Linked DNA regions of Homo sapiens: regions 1 and 2 are each linked to region 3. The links are chromatin loops, found by intact Hi-C in ENCODE. Cell type or tissue: GM12878. All regions are shown on one strand. Each heading gives the region's core, and the rest is flanking DNA. Links, peaks and the distances in the headings are about the cores only.

Region 1 (6,638 bases), core at 864-4,863, 650 kb after region 3:
CTCAGGAGGCTGAGGCGGGAGGATCACTTGAGCCAGGAAGGTGGAGGCCTCAGTGAGCTGTGATAGGGCCACTGCACTCCAGCCTGGGCAACAGAGTGAGACCCTGTCTGAAGGAAAAAAAAAAAAGGCACAAATGAGATCTCACAACAGTGAGAACCATACTGGCACCTGAAGCCCTCGTATCTCTTTCTGCTCCTCTCGGTGGCTCAGTGCAAGCCCTCAGCAGGTCTTGCCTGTAATCCCACAATCCTCTGTGAAACCAAGACCAGCCCCTCTCCAACCGTCTTTCTGCAGGAGTGAGCAGAGCCCAACCCAGGCACTAATCTTCAACACACCAAATCCTGGCACCTGCCTTTGCCACCTCATCAGTCATGCCATGGAGGGGAGCGTCAGGGCTACCCTACACCAGAGGAGCCCTCAACTAAACCTGCCCGCCCCACCCCATCCTGGGCACATGCCACTTGTTCCTCTTTGCTCACACACTTAGCACCCCAGAGCCCTTGGGAATGAATCCCCCACCACTACCACCAACTCTGATTTTGGCATGCCCCCCTCAAAAACCTATCCACGTTTATACCATCACTTGTATTTCACAAGAAGCTACTAGAGTTACAAAACACAATGACTGTGGTAGGCAGGATGGCTGCAGAGAGCAGGGTTCTGGCACCACCACTGTTCCACTGCAAGGGTGGAAGCTGGCTACAGAGCCTTTAGGAAGGAGGGAAGGCCCCATCCACAGCCGACAGGTTTTCCTTACAACAGCAAGGGCCTGGTTCCTGAAAAGCTGACTGTTGAGACAAGATCAGCCTCAAGAAAAGGAGGCAGGCCAAACAGGGTCACCTGTGCAGGGTAGGCTGGAGGGAGCCGGCCCTCAAGAGAGGCAGAGTCTGATCAAGTAGACAGGAGGGCCAGAGAGAAAAGGAGGAGCCTCACTCATGGAGGAGGAACAAGGTAGGCTGGAGGCAGGGACTTGTAGGCCTCAGACAGAAGGAAGCTGGTGAAGCTCCCATAGGCAAAATGCCCAGGAGCTCCGGCTAGAAGGCAGCAGGAGTGTGCAGTCCAGGCAAGAGGAAGAGATCCCCCACAGCACCTCCCTCTGCCCAGCTCAGACAAATGGGACAGTCAATCCCCAGGCTGATGGAGGCGGGAGCGAGAACCACAAAGTTGTCAGACTGGTTTGCCCAGGACAGGGAGAGCAGGGAACACAAATTGCAGCAGGAGCTCAGCTTCAGGGGGCAGAAAAAAGCAGCAAAATTGGTGGGCTGTAGGGAAACAAGGACCCAGGTCCATGCGATTTCCTGGGTGCAGAGGGGAAATCCAGCAGGCCAAGAGCAAGGGAGCCAAGGGACAAGGGGCCAGCAGATGCTGAAAAGGACCAAGGTTTCTGGAAAAAAAGAGAGTGACACTTACAAGAAGGGACACCTACAAGGAGAGAAACCTGTCCCCTACTCTTACACTGGCCCAAGCTCAGGACCACTCACACCTGTCTCCTGAGGGACAGGCCAGTGCAAGAAGAATGGACAGGACACTGCCAACCACGGGATACTGACAGAGATTCTGTCCCTCACCAAACTTTATTCCTCTGAGCCCTCTACTCATCTGGTCCTGACCTAGGGTTCCTAACTCCATTCTCTCTAAGAGCCTAGTTTTAGCAAAACTCCTGTTAACCAGAATCCCCCAACCTCAATATCTAATCACCCTGGATATCTGAACGTATTTCTCATCCTGTACTATCTCCCAGGTAAAACCTGATCACCCTGGCCTGCCTGCAGCAAGAATTCAGTTAGCTAAGTTTAGTAAAAATTTCCCTACCCTCTTAGAAATTTTCAGGAGCCCCCACACTCCGCTCCTTGGCTATAAGTTCCCACTTTTCTTTGTTGTATTTGGAGTTGGCCCACTCTCTCCCCTCTACTGCAAAATCCATTGCGATAATTCCTACATCTATCGTAATAGTCCTGATACAGTCTACCTTACCAGTTTAACAAGTGTCAGAATTAAGTTTTTCTTTCACCAGCTCCCTAAGTCTTCCTGGACCCACTGCTCCCACCCCTCACTCAGGGTGTGTAAATTACTTGGTCTGGGGCTGTGGCTGACCTCCCCTAACAAGCCCCAGAAAAAGACCCTGTCTGCCTGGCCCAGGGACACAGGAGAGGACCCTCAGCACAGCTGGTGGGCACCCAGACTGGGGACAGACACACTCCTACTGCTGAGAGTCCCATAGCATCCCCAGGATCACCACTCAGACCTCGGGGTACAAACAAGAGATTCGGGAGAGGCCCATTTCCTTCCACTGCTGTGGGGCCTCTCTCCTGGATGTTAGGGCTCCGAACTCCTCTCAAGGCCGTGCAGTGTACAGGAGCACAGGCCCAACAGCTGGGACTGTCAACGCATAGTCAGGCAGGAAAAACCCAGAGAAGGTTCACTAGCCCCTTGTTCCAGTCCCTCCCCAAACCTTACCCATGCAGGACAGCCCAACTCCAGCTCTCCCAAATGCCAGGAAACACAAAGACTCTGAGGCAGCACCAGGAGCTCACCTCTTACCAGAATCCCAGAAGCCACTTTAGAGACAACTGCCCCAGCTCTCAGGCTCCCAGCTCAGGCCAGCACAGCCTAAGGAGGGAGGAGCCAGTTCCTCCAGCTATCTAGCTGAAAGGCACAGGCTCTAGGCCTTCTCCCTGGCTGCTCAGTTGGGAGGCAGTACAGACCGCAAGGGGTGAAGAGTTTCAACCCCAGCCTGCCCAGGCCCACTTAAGCTCTGGTCTCCAGGCCTGGCCTGCTGCCTCCTAAAAGAAAACCACAGCCCCACCCAACCCTACCCAACCCCACCAAGCCCAAGGGCGGAGGAAGTGAGGTTCCCAGAATCAGCTGCTGGTGAACACTTGCTGAGTGCCGCCAGAGATGGCAGCTGTCTCACACCAGTGTCAGGCCTAACTCAGGGGCTTTGGATCTTGCTTCTCAGGGTACTAATGCTTCACTGCAACCCCGTGAGACAGAAAAGGCAGACTTGATTCTTCTCACTTTACAGATGAGAAAAGTAGACAACTTTTTTTTTCCAGGAAGAAAAAAAAAAAAAATCAAAGACTTGTGTAGGTCACTCAACTAGAAAGTAGGTGCAACTTGAAAGCTTGCCTCACCACCGTCCACTCTGCAAGCTGGACAGTGTTATTCATCTTCACATCTTCACGTTTAATTGAGAGCGGCACTGGACACTGCCCCCCTGCCAGGGCCTGCGCTCCACCAAAATGGCTACTTGCCCTGTCTAAATCAAAAGCATACGCAATTAAGGGAGAAAATGGATGTGGAGATATTATGAATAACCTCCCTGATTCACAGTTACAGAGGACACTACTATAATGGAAGATAAGCAAACTGAAACGCTGGCATTCACCTAGACCAAAGACTCTCAAAACTTCATTCTACGCAGCTCCCTGGGTACTCTGATAGCCTGCCAAGAGTGAGACCACTGCTGGAGACCACCACCACCTCTCAATCCACTGGCAGAAAAACGGAGGCCCTGGAAAAGGTGGAAATATGCCTAAGCAGAGTGAGTTAACCATGAAGCAGAAGAACCTGAGGCCTCACCACCTCCAACAGTGTCTGCTGGCCCCGAGGGAAATCACCAGAGACCAAGCAGGTGACCAGGCACAAAATCAAGAGCCACAGTGTGGCTGACTCTTCAAAATCCTACTAACGTGGCCTGAGGGGGAAAATTTAACTAACAGGGTTCCTACTCCCTTCTACAGACCAGGGATCTAGCCCCACACTCAATCCCATCCCCAGTGGGAGTCCACCTTCAGTCACCTCGCTACCACTGCTTTCTACACCCCTATGCCTGCAAGCTCAATCCCCGAGTCCCACAAAAGTGGGGAGGACCAGGCCTGCCTGGGTATCGCTACCTGCTCCTGCTTCTAGGAAAGGTGGCTGCCCCTACAGGCCACATCCAGGTAGCGGATGGAACATGCAAGATATCCAAGGACTGACACGGCAGGGCAGAGACAGGCAGCAGGAACCTAATCCCCTTCCCATAGGCATCTTAAAGGCCACCAGGACTCAGTGGCAGGACACAGGGATCATCATGTTCTCTGTCCCTCTGTCCAAGCCACCAGGGGTGTTCCCACTAATCACTATGGGTCCCCCCAGTGAGGACAACATAAAGCAGATAAGTGATGAACATGCAGTGTGAACAAGAAATAAACCTCTGTTGCTTTAAGCCTCTGAGACCTGGGGATTGCTGTTACCACAGCAAACCGTGATCTGTCCAGACAGACACAAGCAGTGACTCCCCAATCTTCTGCATGTGGTAGTGCTGGTCTTCCCATTCCCTGGCCTTAGGGAGACAGAAGCTCCATCACCAATCAGCGGGGGTTCCGGGGTACCTGCTATGTGCCCAGGCTGTGCTGGACAGATGAGATGTGTTCAGAGGCAGGGATACAAGGGCACCTTCACTGAAAACATTCATTAGTTCCACTGTGGGCCAGGCTTGTTTGGTATATGAATCCATTTTAATCACCTCTGAGAGGAACATATTGTCTAAATTAGAAATGAGAAAACCTGGTCCGGCACAGTGGCTCACGCCTGTAATCCCAGCACTTTGGGAGGCCGAGGCGGGCGGATCACTTGAGGTCAGGAGTTCAAGACCAGCCTGGCCAACATGGTGAAACCCCATCTCTACTAAAAATACAAAAATTAGCTGGGTGTGGTGGTGCACACCTGTAGTCCAAGCTACTTGGGAGGCTGAGGCAGGAGAAGAATCACTTGAACCCAGGAGGCGGAGGTTGCAGTGAGCCGAGATCACGCCACTGCACTCCAGCCTGGGCAATAGAGTGAGACTCAGTATCAAAAAAAAAGAAATGAGAAAACCCAGCTCATATTGAGACTTCAAGCAAGTTACTCTGTGACCTCTCGGGACCACAGTTTCCTCATCTGTAAAATGGAGCTGTTGACATCACGGTTGTTTTGCTTTTTGTTTTTTGTTTTTTGAGATGGAGTTTCATTCTTGTTGCCCAGGCTGGAGTGCAACGGCGCGATCTCAGCTCACTGCAACCTCCACCTCCCAGATTGAAGCAATTCTCCTGCCTCAGCCTCCCAAGTAGCTGGGATTATAGGCATGTGCCACCACGCCCAGCTAATTTTGTATTTTTCGTAGAGACAGGGTTTCACCGTGTTGGTCAGGCTGGTCTTGAACTCCTGACCTCAGGTGATCCACCCACCTCGGCCTCCCAAAGTGCTGGGATTACAGGCATGAGCCATCACGCCCAGCCATCACAGCTGTTTTCAAGGATTAAATGAGTTATTACAAGTCAAACTTCTAGGGTGTAAGTCTCAATAAACTCACATTAGTATCACTATGAAATAATCTTGTCCTTCACTAAATTTTAAGCCAGCAAAGGTTTCCCAGGCCTGGCACAATGCCACTTTGCAGGCACTGCTAAAAGGAATTCTACCTCAGTTGAAGTTAAATGGGTCAAATTCCTGAGCACATGGTGGCATAGAGTGAGGCCTCAGGAAATAGTTCCAGAACCCAGGGCTTTCCTGCTCCCCGGCCTCCATGGGAACTTCACTTCACTGCCGCCACAACCTTCAGGGCAGAGCCATCTCCTCTCCCACTTCATACTGCCACTTCCTACATGAGAAGGACCTTCACCAGTCCTCAGAGACTAGCACAGCTGCCCAGCTGGTGAAGGGGACAATTCCCTGGGCAGCCAACCATTCTGCAGCTCCATGCCCTTTCTTCCTGGGGCAGCCACAAACCTTCAGAAGCACCCATGGGCTCAGACCCCCCCCACAACCCCGTCTCCCTAAATGATCCTGCTACGCTGAGATCAAGCTCAGATCAATAAACACTACTGAGCACCTATGCCATGTCCAGCCTGGGTTCTAAGACCACACCAAGTTCATAGCTGGTGAGGGACTTTCCAGACTTGGAATAGTGCCTGCAACAATGCCTCGCACCCCACAGAAATCTCAACCATGCTTTGTTAACTAAACTGAGGATGACATTAGGTGGCCCAAGCAGTGGAGTTCAGAGATGTGGGGATGGATATATCCAGAGTCTCCAACTGAAGTTGGGGTGCAACACAATGAGAAGGAAAGGGAAAATACATCTGGTGGCCCTGGGTTTCCAGGGCCTGTCACTATAACGTTAGGGATCGGAGTGGGATCAGACTGCGCGTGGTGGCTCACACCTGTAATCCCTGTGCTTTGGGAGGCTGAGGTGGGAGGATCACTTGAGCCCAGCAATTTGAGGCTATGATCACACCAGCAGCTAAGGGGATAGAAGGGCATACAGGGCCATTATGGTGGAGTCTGGGCTTCATTCTGGGGGTGCCAGGGCCCAGGAAGATCCCTGGAAAGACGGCCGCCCCCACCAACCACTCGGCTAGCTGAAATGTGGCAAGGACATAGGGGTGCTCCGATGGCCTGTCCCCAGGTTTCCCTTCACAAATAGAGAAGGGTGGCCGGAGCACTCAGCAGGCACTAACTGCTTCTGGACTTCAAGGTCAAGGGGCAAGGGGAAGGCTACTTTTGAGGATTTGGCAGGCCACTCTCTCACTAGCCCAAGAGCAACTCCCTCTCGGAAGGGAGGAAGATCCCCTGGAGAGCAGACCACTGCCAAGAGCACACCTGCAGAGGCTCCA
Region 2 (6,638 bases), core at 1,417-5,416, 140 kb after region 3:
TACATGGTATATATTTTTCCATTCTTTTACTTTTAATCCTTCTGTATTTTTATACACAAGGTATGTTCCCCATAAGCAGCATGTTGTGGATTTTGCCTTTTATTCAGTCTGTCAAGCTTAGTCTATTAATTGATGAATTTATCATAATTGTTGATATATTTATATTTGTCATCATTCTATTTCTTCTTTTTAGCACTGTTTTCCTCAGCTTTTATATTTCTTTTTTCCTCATTTCTTACCCCTTTTTGGTTAAACAATTATTTTTATTATTTTATTTTCCCCTGTACGTGTATTTTAAACATTTTTGTTGTTGTTATTGTTCTTTCGGAGGCTCTGGACAGATTACATTGGGCATTTTTCTCTTACTACAACTTAATATAAAATTAGTACTCATGCTTACCAATTCCCAGATCTTCAAACACTTGAGTCTTATTCCTTCTTCCACTTTGTGTTTTTGTTTTTATGCATTTTAATTCTATGTTTTAAATCTTAGGATACATAATTATTATAAAATCATCAGTTTATTTATATTTATTCAGTGATTGACTCCATTGCTCTTCCTTCATTTTCATGTTTATTTTATCTCCAGGATTATTTACTTTCTATGTTAGTATCTCTTTTAGTGGATAAATGTTGGCAATTTTAATTTAGCTAATTTTTGTTTGCATAGAAATTCTTTAATATGCCTTATCTTTTGAAGAATATTATTGGTACATTCAGAATTCTAGGTCAGTGGCTGGTTTTCTGTTTTGTGTGTGTGTGTGTGTGTGTTTGTGCTGTTTGTTTTAAAGGTCTATTTCCATTGAGTTCTAATTTCATCCATTTCTTTTGAGAAAATAGCTCTGTCTTATGGATATTCTTTTTCAGGTAATGTCTTCTTTTTCTCTAGAAGTTTTTCAGAATTTCTCTTTGTCCATGGTTTTAAACAATTTTATTATAATGTGCTGAAGTATTTTTTTTCTTAGTATTAATACTTTTCATGCTTGGAGTTATAAAGATTCTTCAATCTGTAGCAAGATTTCCTTCCTTTTACATTTTTAGGAAAGACTCAGCCATTGTTTCCTAAATATTGCTTTTGCCCTGGCATCACTTTCCTTCACCCTTAGAATTTCAATTCACGTCAGACTTTCTCACCATATCTTAGATGTCTCTTAACCTTTTTTGTGTATTTTCTATCTTTTTATCTTTCTGTGCTTCAGCCAGAACATTTCCACTGACCAGTATATTTATCTTATTTTCTGCTATGTGCAATGTAATTAAACTCATCTACTGAATTTTAAATATTTCATTTTTCAATAATTAAATTTTCACTTCTTTAATGAAATTCTTCACTTTACTTTCTTGAAACTATTGATTACAGCTACTTTAACTATATGTTTTATAACTCCAAAATCTAGATCATCCATGGTTTTTTCCTATTGTCTTTTTTCCCCCTCTTAGAACTAATTATGGGAATACCTATTAATTTTTGATGGATTGTTGGACATTTTATATGATAAAATACAGAGTACCCAGAGGTATTATCGTCCCCTAAATGAGCTTCCCTCTACCTCTGGTACACAAAGCGTGGGCATGTCATCTGCATCCAATTAGGGACTGAGCTGACTTAATTTGAGTTACAGTTTTTATAAAGTTTTATTTTCTCTGGTTCACTTCTACCCCTAGCCTGTAGCTGTCTGAGTGGTTTTACAAAGGCCCTCCTTTTAGTGGATTCTGAAGTGTAATTTTTGTCTTCTTGGCACTATGAAATGGTAAAAGTCTTTCAGTGGCGAAAGACGCCACTCTGACTTCCATGAGCATTCTGCTTACTTTTAAACTTTGCATTTAGGAATTTGGCAAATGCCTGAAGGACAAAACTGGCCGCTGGTCTTAATTTTCTATGCCTCTCTTTTCACCAGGATCTTGCCTTCGCCCCATATTCTGGCTGTATTCATGTTACCAGAAAGGGGTCCCAATCCAGACCCCAAGAGAGGGTTCTTGGACCTTGCAAGAAAGAATCTGGGGTAAGTCCACACAGTAAAGTTCTCAGAGGCATTTGAACCAGAGCAACTCTATCTTAAATAGGAGCTGGGTAAAATGAGGCTGAAACCTACTGGGCTGCATTCCCAGGCAGTTAAGGCATTCTAAGTCACAGGATGAGACAGGTCAGCACAAGATACAGGTCATAAAGACCTTGCAAATAAAATAGGTTGCAGTAAAGAAGCCAGCCCAAACCCAAAAAACCAAGATGGCCACGAGAGTGACCTCTGGTTGCCCTCACTGCCACGCTCCCACCAGCGCCATGACAGTTTCCAGACGCCATGGCAACATCAAGAAGTTATCCTATATGGTCTAAAAAGGGAAGACATAAATAATCCACCCCTTGTTTAGCATATCATCAAGAAATAACCATAAAAATGGGCAAACAGCAGCCCTCAGGGCTGCTCTATGGAGTAGCCATTCTTTTATTTCTTTACTTTCTTAATAAACTTGCTTTCACTTTACAGACTTGCCCTAGATTCTTTGTTGCGTGTGATCCAAGAACCCTCTCTTGGGGTCTGGATTGGGGCCCCTTCCCTGTAACAAAATGAAAGCAAGTTTATTCAGAAAGTTAAGAAACAAAAAATGACTACCCCGTAGGCAGAGCAGCGGCATGGGCTGCTGAACTGAGTCTACTTATAGTTATTTCTTGATTACATGCTAAACAAGTGGTGGATTATTCATGAGTTTTCTGGGAAAGGGGTGGGCAATTTCAAGAAATGAGGATTCCTCCCCTTTTTAGACTATATAGGGTAACTTCCCCACATTTCCATGGCATTTGTAAACTGTCATGGCACTGGTAGGTGTGTCTTTTAGCCTGCTAATACATTATAATTAGCATATAATGAGCAGCCAGGACGACCAGAAGTCACTTTCATTGCCATCTTGATTTTGGTGTGTTTTGGCCAGTTTCTTTACCACATCCTGTTTTATCAGCAAGGTCTTTGTGACCTGTGTCTTGTGCCAACCTCCTATCTCATCCTGTGGCTAAGAACACCTAACCTCCTGGGACTGCAGCTCAGTAGGTCTCAGTCTTGTTTTACCCAGCCCCTATTCAAGATGGAGTGCTCTGGTTCAAACACCTCTGACATTCATATCCCCAAACTTTAATTTTTGTCCCTCCCATTCCATGAAATTGCCAGACTCTGCTGGCTTCTCTCTCTCTTAGCTGCAAACATCTTCCTGGCTCTACACCAGGCTACTCAACTATTTGCTCAATACCAAGAATAGTCAAACGCCCTGAGGATAAAAAGCAGTTACAGATGTTATCTTCTTAAAGGTTTTCTTCTCTCTGAGCTCTTGTACCCTCAAATCCTAGTCGCTTCAGTAACTCTCTGATGCCTTCAAGCACTTTTTTTTGTATCCTATCCAGCTTTTTAATTGTTCTCAGTAGGAGTATCTGCCTTCTGCAGGCTATTCCATCATAGCTCCAGAGCCTTATTCTAAAGTAATTCTTCAGATACTCTACATGGGATGATTAGTTTTCTGCCATTTACCATTTTCACTGAAAAATATACTTATTATTTATTTTGTTACATATTTGACAACCACATATTTACCATTTTATAATTTATTTGTCCAATATCTTATCAATGAACTATTTTTTTAAACATTTTATGAAAATGTTCAACATAGAGAAAAACAGATATAGTACAATAAACACCCATGTGTTCATCATCTAGATTCAACACAGTTAGCATTTTTGTCATATTTCTCTTCTCCCTAAATTCTTCAGCATGCAATTCCTAAGAATAAAGATATTTTACCTTCATTATCACAATATGTTGGACAGTTCTGTCTAATGTTTTGGTGATTACAAAAAAATACTTTAAAGAATATCCATGTACTTATATTCTGGATAATTTATGTTTGTATATCCACAGTATATATTCTAAGTAGGGAGGTTGCTGGTTCAAAGTGTAGGTGCGTTTATAATTTTGATAAATAACTGGCAAATTGTTCTCCAGATAAGTTGCACCAATTTGCACTCCCAACAAACTGTATGGGAGCTCCTTTGAAGGGGAGAGATTTTGATGTCTCTCTTTGGGTGTCTCATCTGGTGATCTTGGCATCCTGTGATAAACCAAGTGTGTCAATTAGCACTTGAAAGTCACCATCTCTTATCAAAGGCACTCAGGGCTTCTTAAATCCAGGAATAATTTTCAAAACTTTAAGTGTCCTCTAAAAGAAGGCAAACACCAAGAAGACATGAATTCTAAAATTTCAACTCTGATTGTCTAACTATACCCAGATCATAAAAAGACCCAGGAAACTGTTCCTAGATGAAAGCGATTTCAGTTTCACAGAAGCATTATCAAAAAGGAAACAAAAGGAAAGAGGAACAGAGAGCCAACCAAATTTGTTTAGTGAGTTTTTTAAGGCGCTCATTCCAGTACTGTTTTAATCCTCTTTACATTTCCCCCTCATAGAGAACCAAATTAAATGTTTCATTTCACAAAGACAAGAAAAAATTATGATAACCTTGAAAATATTTATTTTAGATGAAAACAATGATTAATAAAGCTTAATTCAGATAAAATTAATTGATCCTCTGTTATGTTAAACAAACTGTTTTAAACACTGCTGAGCATGAAAACTGAAGTGAAACAACCTTTCCATGAGGTAGTTAAAGCCATTTAAGTGTTGCCAGAAGGCTGACAGAGGGAATCAGTGGAGCAGGCATGCTTTCTGAATATGACTAGTTGTGTGATGAATAATTAATTTCAGCAGCATCTTTGTATTATTTTTCAATTTTATGCAATGTTTTCAACCGTCATTGAACATGATGCTCTCATACAACTTTATAACATTAGCAACTATCATTTGTAAAGAATCTACAAAATTGCCAAAGGGTTTGCATGTTTGTTTTCAATTTAATCCTCGGATTATGCAGATAAGCAAACAAAGGCTCAGAAAAAAAAATATTTAAAGAGACTAATTTAAAAATAGCTAGGAATTTTTAAAGCTGAAATTAAACCCAGAGTATGCCATTTAAATTTAAATATTATCTAATTTAAATATTAATGAAAGCTTGTAATAGAAGATACAAGAAATCACAGACCTAATAGCTACATTGATTTTTAAGAGATAGTGAATATTAATATTTTATATACACATATATCTAAATATCTATAATTATTTGTCTTATGTCAAAATAATATTCATTTTATTTTTTTAACGTGTAGAAATCAAGTAGGCCAGAAAAATACAACTTCCAAGTATGTCACTACTAAGAAATAATCAGTGTTCACATATTGTCAAATGGCTTTCCAGAGTTATTTATATTGATGGGGATCACAGACTACCCCAAAGGATAGCACCTTGACATTTGAGAAAATAGCAGAAGCAGGAAGGTCTCTCTGACCTTCTCCCACCCTTCTCCCCTGAAGCAGCCCATAAAATAATTCACTGGCCTTCCTCTAAAATAGTTCATAAGACCCTCATTCCAGAGAGGTCCTGTCTGTACCCAGAGGAAAGGAATGTAGCACAGGCACACAGGAAAGAATCTGAACAAACAGGCCTTGCTAAGTCCCCCGGCCCCAATTTATTACCATTTACATCATACTCTTTTTTTTCCTCCAGTTATACTTCTGTGCAACTGTTCACAAAAATACAGTTTTTCCTGTTTTGGGGGGTCTTTGTTTCTCTTTTTCTTTTTTCTTTTTTTTGAGACAGGGTCTCACTCTGTCACCTAGGCTGGAGTGCAGTGGTGCAATCACGGCTCACAGCAGCTTCACCCTCCGAAGCTCAAGGAATCCTCCCACTTCAGCCTCCCAGGTAGCTGGGAGGACAGGTACACACCACCATGCCCAGCTAATTTTTTGTATGTTTTGTAGAGATTGAATTTCACCATGTTGCCCAGGCTGATCTCAAACTCCTGGGCTCAAGCAATCTTCCTGCCTCAGCTTCCCAAAGTTCTGTGATTACAGGCATGAGCCACTGTAATCATTACAGGCATGAGCCACTGGGTCTTCATTTCTAAAGACTCCTGTGTCACATAAAACTTATATAAAATAAATTTGTTTCCTTTTTGCTTGTTATCTGTTTTTTATCATAGGTCTTTCAGTCTTGAAAGAAAAGAAACCTTTTCTCCCCTGTGATAGGTATACATGAATTTTAGGGTGCTATGGTTTAAATGGGTCCCCCAAAGTTTATGTGTTAGAAATTTAATTCTCAATGCAATAGTGTTGAGAGGGGAACCTTTAAGAAGTGATTAAGTCATGACGGCTCTGCCCTTATGAATGAATTAATGCCACTATTGGAGGAGTTAGTTATCATGGGAGTGGCTTCTTGATAAAAGCAAGTTTGGTCCTCTCTTGCTTGCTCTCTCTTTCTCTCACTGTCACCCTTTCTCATCCTCTTGCCTTCTGCCATGGAATGATGCAGCAAGAAGGTCCTCGCCAGATGCTACAGCTTGATATTGAACTTCCCAGCCTCCAGAACAGTGAGAAACACATTTTCTTTTTTATAAATTACTCAGTCCCTGGCATTCTGTTATAGCAGCACAAAAAGGACTAAGACACAGAGTGACTAAATGTTTACTGTTGTAGCTTAATATTTTTATTTAGATATATATTGAGTGTGGTTTTCATATCAATAAATATTTCCTGCTTATAATT
Region 3 (6,638 bases), core at 1,409-5,408:
CTCCAGTCTTACTATAGTTTCTTTTCTTTTTTCTTGTTTTTTAAAAATGAATTTGTATTCCCATGCTTAATGTCTCAGTTTGAGTGTCACATCTTCAGAAAGTACTTACTAAACACTTTATCTGAGACTACCCTTTCATTATTTTCATTTTCAAATCCCTATTCATTTCCTTTACAAAATTTGTTATTCATCGTTTTGTAGTCTAATATGGTTTGGCTGTGTCCCCACCCAAATCTCACCTTGAATTGCAGCTCCCACATGTTGTAGGAGAGACCCGGTGGGAGGTAATTGAATCATGAGAACAGTTACCCCCATGCTGCTGTTCTCATGATAGTGAATGAGTTCTCACAAGATCTGATGTTTTTATAAGGGGCTTTTCCCTCTTTTGTTTGGCACTTCTCATTGCTGCTATCATGTGAAGAAGAACGTGTCCGCTTTCCCTTCTGCCATGACTGTAAGTTTCCTGAGGCCTCTCCCCTACCATGCTGAACTTTGAGTCAATTAAACCTCTTTCCTTTATAAATTACCCAGTCTCAGGTATGTCTTTATTAGCAGCATGAGAACAAACTAATACACAGTCCTTTTAAATTCTGTGTCTGCCACATGAATGGAAGTGTGTCTCCATTAGAACACAGACTATGTCTGCCTTGCTAACCATTGTATCCGTAGCGTAGCACTGTGACCAACACAGGAAAAATCATCTATGCGTGTTTGTTGAATGATTGGCCTAGTAATCTCAGACAAATGTAATAAAAATAGACCACAAGTATTAGGACAGAGAATACCATATATACAGATGTAAAATTTTTAAATTACAAATTTGTGAATTTCCGACAATATGATAACATATTTGAAAACCTAGATAACATGAAAGTCTTTTTTTTTTTTTTTTTTTTTTTTTTTTGAGACAGAGTCTTGCTCTGTTGCCCAGGCTGGAGTACAGTGGCGCAATCTCGACTTGCTGCAACTTCCGCCTCCCGGGTTCAAGTGATTTTCCTGCCTTGGCCTCCTGAGTAGCTGGAACTACAGGTGCACACCACCATGCCTGGCTAATTTTTTGTATTTTAGTAGAGACGTGGTTTCACTGTGTTGACCAGGCTGGTCTCGAACTCCTGAGCTCCGGCAATCCACCTGCCTTGGCCTCCCAAAGTGCTAGGATTACAGGCATGAGCCACCACGCCGTCTTATATGAATATATGTTATCATGGTTTCTGCAAACATTATTTTGTATACTCCCTACGTAAAGCCTGTACAGCAGACAGCCTGAGCCCTGTTTTTCACATTAAATAACAGTGCTTAAAGTTTAGCATTGTTTATAACAATAAAAAATTGGAAACAACTTTCAGGGCTCATAAAAGTGTTTGGAAAATTAAATGATGGCCAGTCCATAAAAGGAAAGAAACTAAAGCCATGAAAAATGATGATGCACAGGCGCATTTACTCGAAAACAATAAAAGGTATTCCATCAAATGAAAATAATGTCTTGCAAAACAGCATGTAATAGCATCCCACTGTTTATAAACCATACACAAAGATATATATTTTTTTCTAAGTGAACATGAGAAGGAAGAAGTCTTAAGGGGCACACCAAATGGTATTAACTCTTGAAAGCAGAATTATGGGTGATTTAGCCAGCATCTTTATACATTTCTTTATTGTCTAGTATTATGCTGCTTGTAGTATTCATAATCAGACTAAAATGTTTTCCTTTAAAAATTAATGTACAAATGAATAATATATTTGCTCTGTGTCTCTAAGACCTTACAATTATATTCCAGTCAAAACAATAACATAAAAGTGGAATATTTATTTGATAATTCTCCCTTTGTAATCAATCCCAAGACATTTCTCCACAAACAAAGTTTCAGTTTGGAAGGGATGATTCCTCCTAATGTGGGAATCTAATAAATTGGGAGATCTGGGGGGAAAACATGGATAAATACGGTTCTACTGAGTATGGTAAGCCACCGCCCCTTGAGTTTCCATAGTTTTGAGCTTCTTTCTGCCTCCCTGTTTATGCTGAGCAAAGTAAAGATACCGTAACATTTTCCAAATGGTTCTAGGAAACGTTAATTGTTTCGTAAACATGAAGATGCTACAGGCATAGCAAGTAGATAGGCACTTGCCCCAGTGGCACAACAGAATAGAACCAAAAATATTAGCGACATTTAAATCTAATTACATTTATATTATATTTTCAGTTTCAATTATTTTCTATAGAAGAGACAGCAATTCCAAACTTAGAAAATTACCATCATATTATATTTCAAAAAAACAAATTAAAATCCGAAAATTGCCTTGGAAAGCTAATCGTGTTATTTTTAATGACTATATCAATGAGTCCATGGAACTGGACCAGAATAGCATCATATTTTCACAACAGTGCGTCATCCCCAAAGTATTTTTGAATGGATTATCTTATCTCACAATGACCCATCGATCAAACCTTATAAGTAACTTATTGCATTTGAGAAACAGAACTCGTGCCTTCCTCTTTCTTGCAGAGCTGAAACTAAAATCTGAGTCTTCAGATCCTACTGAAATGATCTTTCCACTAGATTGGACCATCCTGCCTCCGAGGTCATTGAAAAGCCTTTTTACTAAGTACTGCTAAGCAATGAAAATAAATTGAATACATAAGCAAAGTCTTTCTCCAGAAGACCTAGATATAAACAATCCAATTTACATACTTAAGACCTGCAAACAGACGTATGGTCCCCTATATACCATATTTCTTATAATTGGTATTGAACACAAAGGAAGCAGAAGAGCAAGCAAGCTTGACTGATTGCATCAGGTCTCCAAACTAGAGGAGGGCTCCATTATAGGAAAGATAAGGTCTCAGTGTTCTGGTTAGTACTGTTAGCAATTCTACTAATAATATTCTAACTGAATGCATCCCCTGAAATGTGCACTTGAAACTCTGTATATGATTGTCATTCATTAGCTACAACTACCTAGCTGAGTCACATTCTATTGTTTATTGTGCCTACTGTTATCTCAAAGCCTGCAGCTGATGAAGCTAACTATTTAATTAGGGGCCTGCCCAGCCAGGCTGGTGATGAAATAGAAATTATGGTCACCGGGGGTAATGAAGATGAGAAGGAGGTAAATGTTTGCTTTCTGATTGCTCAGCATTCATCTGATAAGGTTTTGTGATATTTTTCTGATCTCCTCTCTTGCCAAAGTCAAATTTAAATCTAGGAGAAAGCTGTGGTGATGGGGAGAGTGAGGACAGCAAAACACACTGAAAGAACACTAAGAGATTATGATGCAGCAGAAAGGAGGTGGCTGGAACTCAGAACTGCCTCCAAGCCTGCTCCAGCCCAGACAGCCCTGAGTCATTGTGAGGCCTGTAAATGAGGAAGTTGTCCTGGTTCTTCAAGAGTGAACATCAGAATCGCCTGTGGCAATTTTCATAACCCTAAATGCTCAAGGCTCACCCTGGGCCCATGGAACAAGGGACATTCAGGTATATTTGACTTTAAACAATTTCATGGATGATTATGACGTACATCCATGGTTCAAAGTTATTGGACTGGATGAATTAACACCCCTTGCAGCTCTCAAAACTCATGAATTTCATATGGACTTTCTTACCACTGCATTTCCAAAAGAGCTTCCTTATACTAGAAGAATGACGGAAAATTCCTTGGCGTTACAAAAGCCAGTTTCTAGTAATTGTTTTTTGTTGTTTTTTTTGAGATGGAGTCTCACTCTGTCGCCCAGGCTGGAGTGCAGTGGTGTGATCTCAGCTCACTGCAACCTCCGCCTCCCGAGTTCAAGAGATTCTCCTGCCTCAGCCTCCCAAGTAGCTGGGATTACACGTGTGCGCCACCATGCCCAGCTAATTTTTTAATGTATTTTTTTATTAGAGATGGGGTTTCACCATATTGGCCAGGCTGGTCTTGAACTCCTGACCTTCTGCTCCACCCGCCTTGGCCTCCCAAAGTGCTGGGATTACAGGCGTGATAGTAATTGACTTTATACTGCAGATGGATATGCCATTCTCCAAATATTACTGCTAACTTGTATCAGGCCACCTAGCGGCAATAGAAAAGGAAAGCTGCTGGTGTCCTGCTTATAAATTAACAGTGAAAAAGGTAGATAATGAAATGCTCAGAAAATGGAAGAAAAATGAAGGATAACTTTAAAAATTAGCTTTCTGCTATCACCTCACACTATCCTTGCTTACCATAAAACCTTTGTAAGCAAGCACTAGCTGTCAGCTTCCTTAAGCCTAGAAGAGAGGTTACCCCTATAATCTAACCAAAGCCTTATAGAATCTCAAAGTTTGAATGCTGGACATCTCTGTAACACTGATCACATTACCAATATCCTGGTATCCCGTACTGTGAGAAGTTGAATAATATTCGTGTGTGTGTGTGTGTGTGCGTATTTAAGCCATTTTATTGATGTATAATTAACATATCAAAAGGAGAACCCATTTAATGGATACAATTTGATGAGTTTGCAGATAAGTATAAACTGGTGAAACCATCACCAGAATCTGTGTCATAGACCTCCATCAGCTCCAAAAGTTTCCTCCCACCCCTAGGAAAATTTTCTTTAATTGTAATTTCTGGAGGCATGTTCATCCTGAAATTCTCCTTGTCATTTCAAAGATAGTGTACTATTTTGCCAAGACTTACAAAGCCATGTTTGACTTTGTTTAATTAATTATTTATGAATACTGTAGTAGATTGCTAGGGCTCCCATAACAAAGTCCTAGGAACTAGATGGCTTAAAAAACAGTAATTTATTTTCTCATAGCTCTGGAATCCAGAAATCCAAGATCAAGGTTTCAGCAGGGTTGGTCCCTTCTGAGGGTCATGAAGGAAAGATCTGTTCCAGGCCTGTCTCCCTGGCATACAGTTGGCCATCTTCTCCCTATACCTTGGGGTCTTTCCTCTGTACATGTCTGTGTCCAAATTTCCTATTCTTTTTTCAAAACATTTTTTAGAATTTCAACTTTTATTTAGATTCTGGGGATACATGTCCAGGTTTGTTACACGTCTGTATTGCATGTTGCTGAGGTTTGGGGTAGGACAGATCCCATCATCACCCAGGTAGTGAGTATAGTACCCAATAGTTGGTGTTTCAACCCCTACCTCTTCCTCTCCCTCCCCCTTCTAGCAGTCCACAGTGTCTGTTGTTGCCATTTGTATGTCCATGAGTACTCAATGTTTAGCTCCCCCTTATAAGTAAAAACATATGATATTTGATTTCCTGCCTCTGTGTTAATTTGCTTACAAATTTCCTATTCTTATAGGACACAAATCTTATTGGACTAATGCCCAACCCAATGACCTCATTTTATCTTAATTACCTCTTTAAGATCCTATCTCCAAATATTGTCACCTTCTGAAGCACCGGGGCTTAGGACTTCAACATATGAATTTTAGGGCAGATACAATTTAGTTCATAACAAACACATCTTTCAAGAACATCTTTCCCTGATAACTATGGTTAGTAGTCAAACTGTCTGATGCTACCTGTCATCTGAGGGTCTGAGAAGCTGCAATTAAAACAATACAAGAATCTTTCTGTCATTGACAATTTTGACTTTAAGAAAATAAAATCTCACAGTTACTTTTATTTCTTTTCATCACTATTTCTCAGGGACATATGATGGACAGAAAGTTCAGCAGTGACAGTTAAAAATTCAGAGATTTAGAGACAAGCAACATGGGATATGTCCTGGCTCCAACTCTGAGGAGCTTTTGGTAGATTCTCTTAGTAAAATGTAGAAAATGTCAACTGAATACAATATTGTAAGAATTGAATTAGTTGATTATATGAGAGTGGTTTGTAAACTTAAAGTCCAATAGAAATTGCTTGTAAGAATGTGGCTTTTGGAGTTAGAAACTCTGAGTCCAAGTCTTATCTTGGCCACTTATTTGTTTATTCTTTGGGCAATTCACTTAACTTCTCTGAGACTCAGTTCCTCACCTCTATAAAAAGGGAATTGATGAAGTCTACCATTTCTAAGAAATATGTTTCTATAAAGGAAAAAGTAAGATATTTAAAAGTATAATATTAATCATATTAAATTATTATACGACTAAAATAATTTCTTTTATGAGCTCTGAGAATCTATGTGTACAACAGCCAGTGAAGCTCTCCCACCCCTGCAACCATCATGCCCAAAGGGAAGTACTGCTATTATTAGATTGATTATTAGATTGTAGGTTGCAAATATATAATACCTTTCTTTGATTAAGCAGGCCCTTTCTTAGTACAACTCAATGAATTTAGGATAGATGCTCTTATGACTTCTCATGAAGGCAGTAACAGCTGTGTGCGCATGCGTGCATGTGTGTGTGTGTGTGTGTGTGTGTGTGTGTGTGTGTATGTCTGTCTGTCTGTTATCATTGGGGATGGGAAGTGGGACATTTAGGGGAGTTAAGTCTTGAGGTATAGAGTTTATCAAAATCTACCAGGATGTCTTTCCTGAAGCAATAACATTTACTGAAGATAAGAAAAATGAAAAGTGAAAAATCAGAATTTAAAAAATAGTTTGGAAAATATTTTAAGCTGGAGAAGGGCAAAGCAAGAGAAAAGAAGAAAGTGAGGGCTGGAAACATATGGTCAAAGATGAGATGTGTTTTACATGCACAGAAGGAAGAGAGAAATAT

Evidence for each region. Peaks named below come from ENCODE experiments on the same cell type or tissue, not always from the same donor. Only the 100,000 strongest peaks of a DNase experiment are listed, where the experiment ranks them.
Region 1: a loop joins it to region 3, with 3 times the contacts of the local background. A loop is called at or near these places in 1 of 110 quality-filtered maps.
Region 2: a loop joins it to region 3, with 1.9 times the contacts of the local background. A loop is called at or near these places in 1 of 110 quality-filtered maps.

What each region holds. Positions count from the first base shown.
Region 1 is chr10:80,455,404-80,462,041 of GRCh38, reverse strand. All of the region lies in intron 1 of TSPAN14 (tetraspanin 14), which reads right to left. Among named protein-coding and RNA genes, the nearest start is that of TSPAN14, 4.4 kb to the right of the region's middle. RefSeq lists enhancers at 857-936, 3,820-3,899, 6,617-6,638. In GM12878, for the core only: a CTCF peak has its summit at 2,889; a DNase peak (open chromatin) is centred at 2,861; H3K4me3 peaks cover 3,375 bases; H3K27ac peaks cover 3,423 bases.
Region 2 is chr10:80,963,138-80,969,775 of GRCh38, reverse strand. No RefSeq gene overlaps it. Among named protein-coding and RNA genes, the nearest start is that of LINC02655, 320 kb to the right of the region's middle. In GM12878, for the core only: no CTCF peak of the experiment used is centred there; DNase peaks (open chromatin) are centred at 2,925, 3,235, 4,285 and 4,675; H3K27ac peaks cover 410 bases.
Region 3 is chr10:81,105,412-81,112,049 of GRCh38, reverse strand. No RefSeq gene overlaps it. Among named protein-coding and RNA genes, the nearest start is that of LINC02655, 460 kb to the right of the region's middle. RefSeq lists an enhancer at 3,065-3,144. In GM12878, for the core only: no CTCF peak of the experiment used is centred there; DNase peaks (open chromatin) are centred at 2,989 and 3,249; H3K27ac peaks cover 456 bases.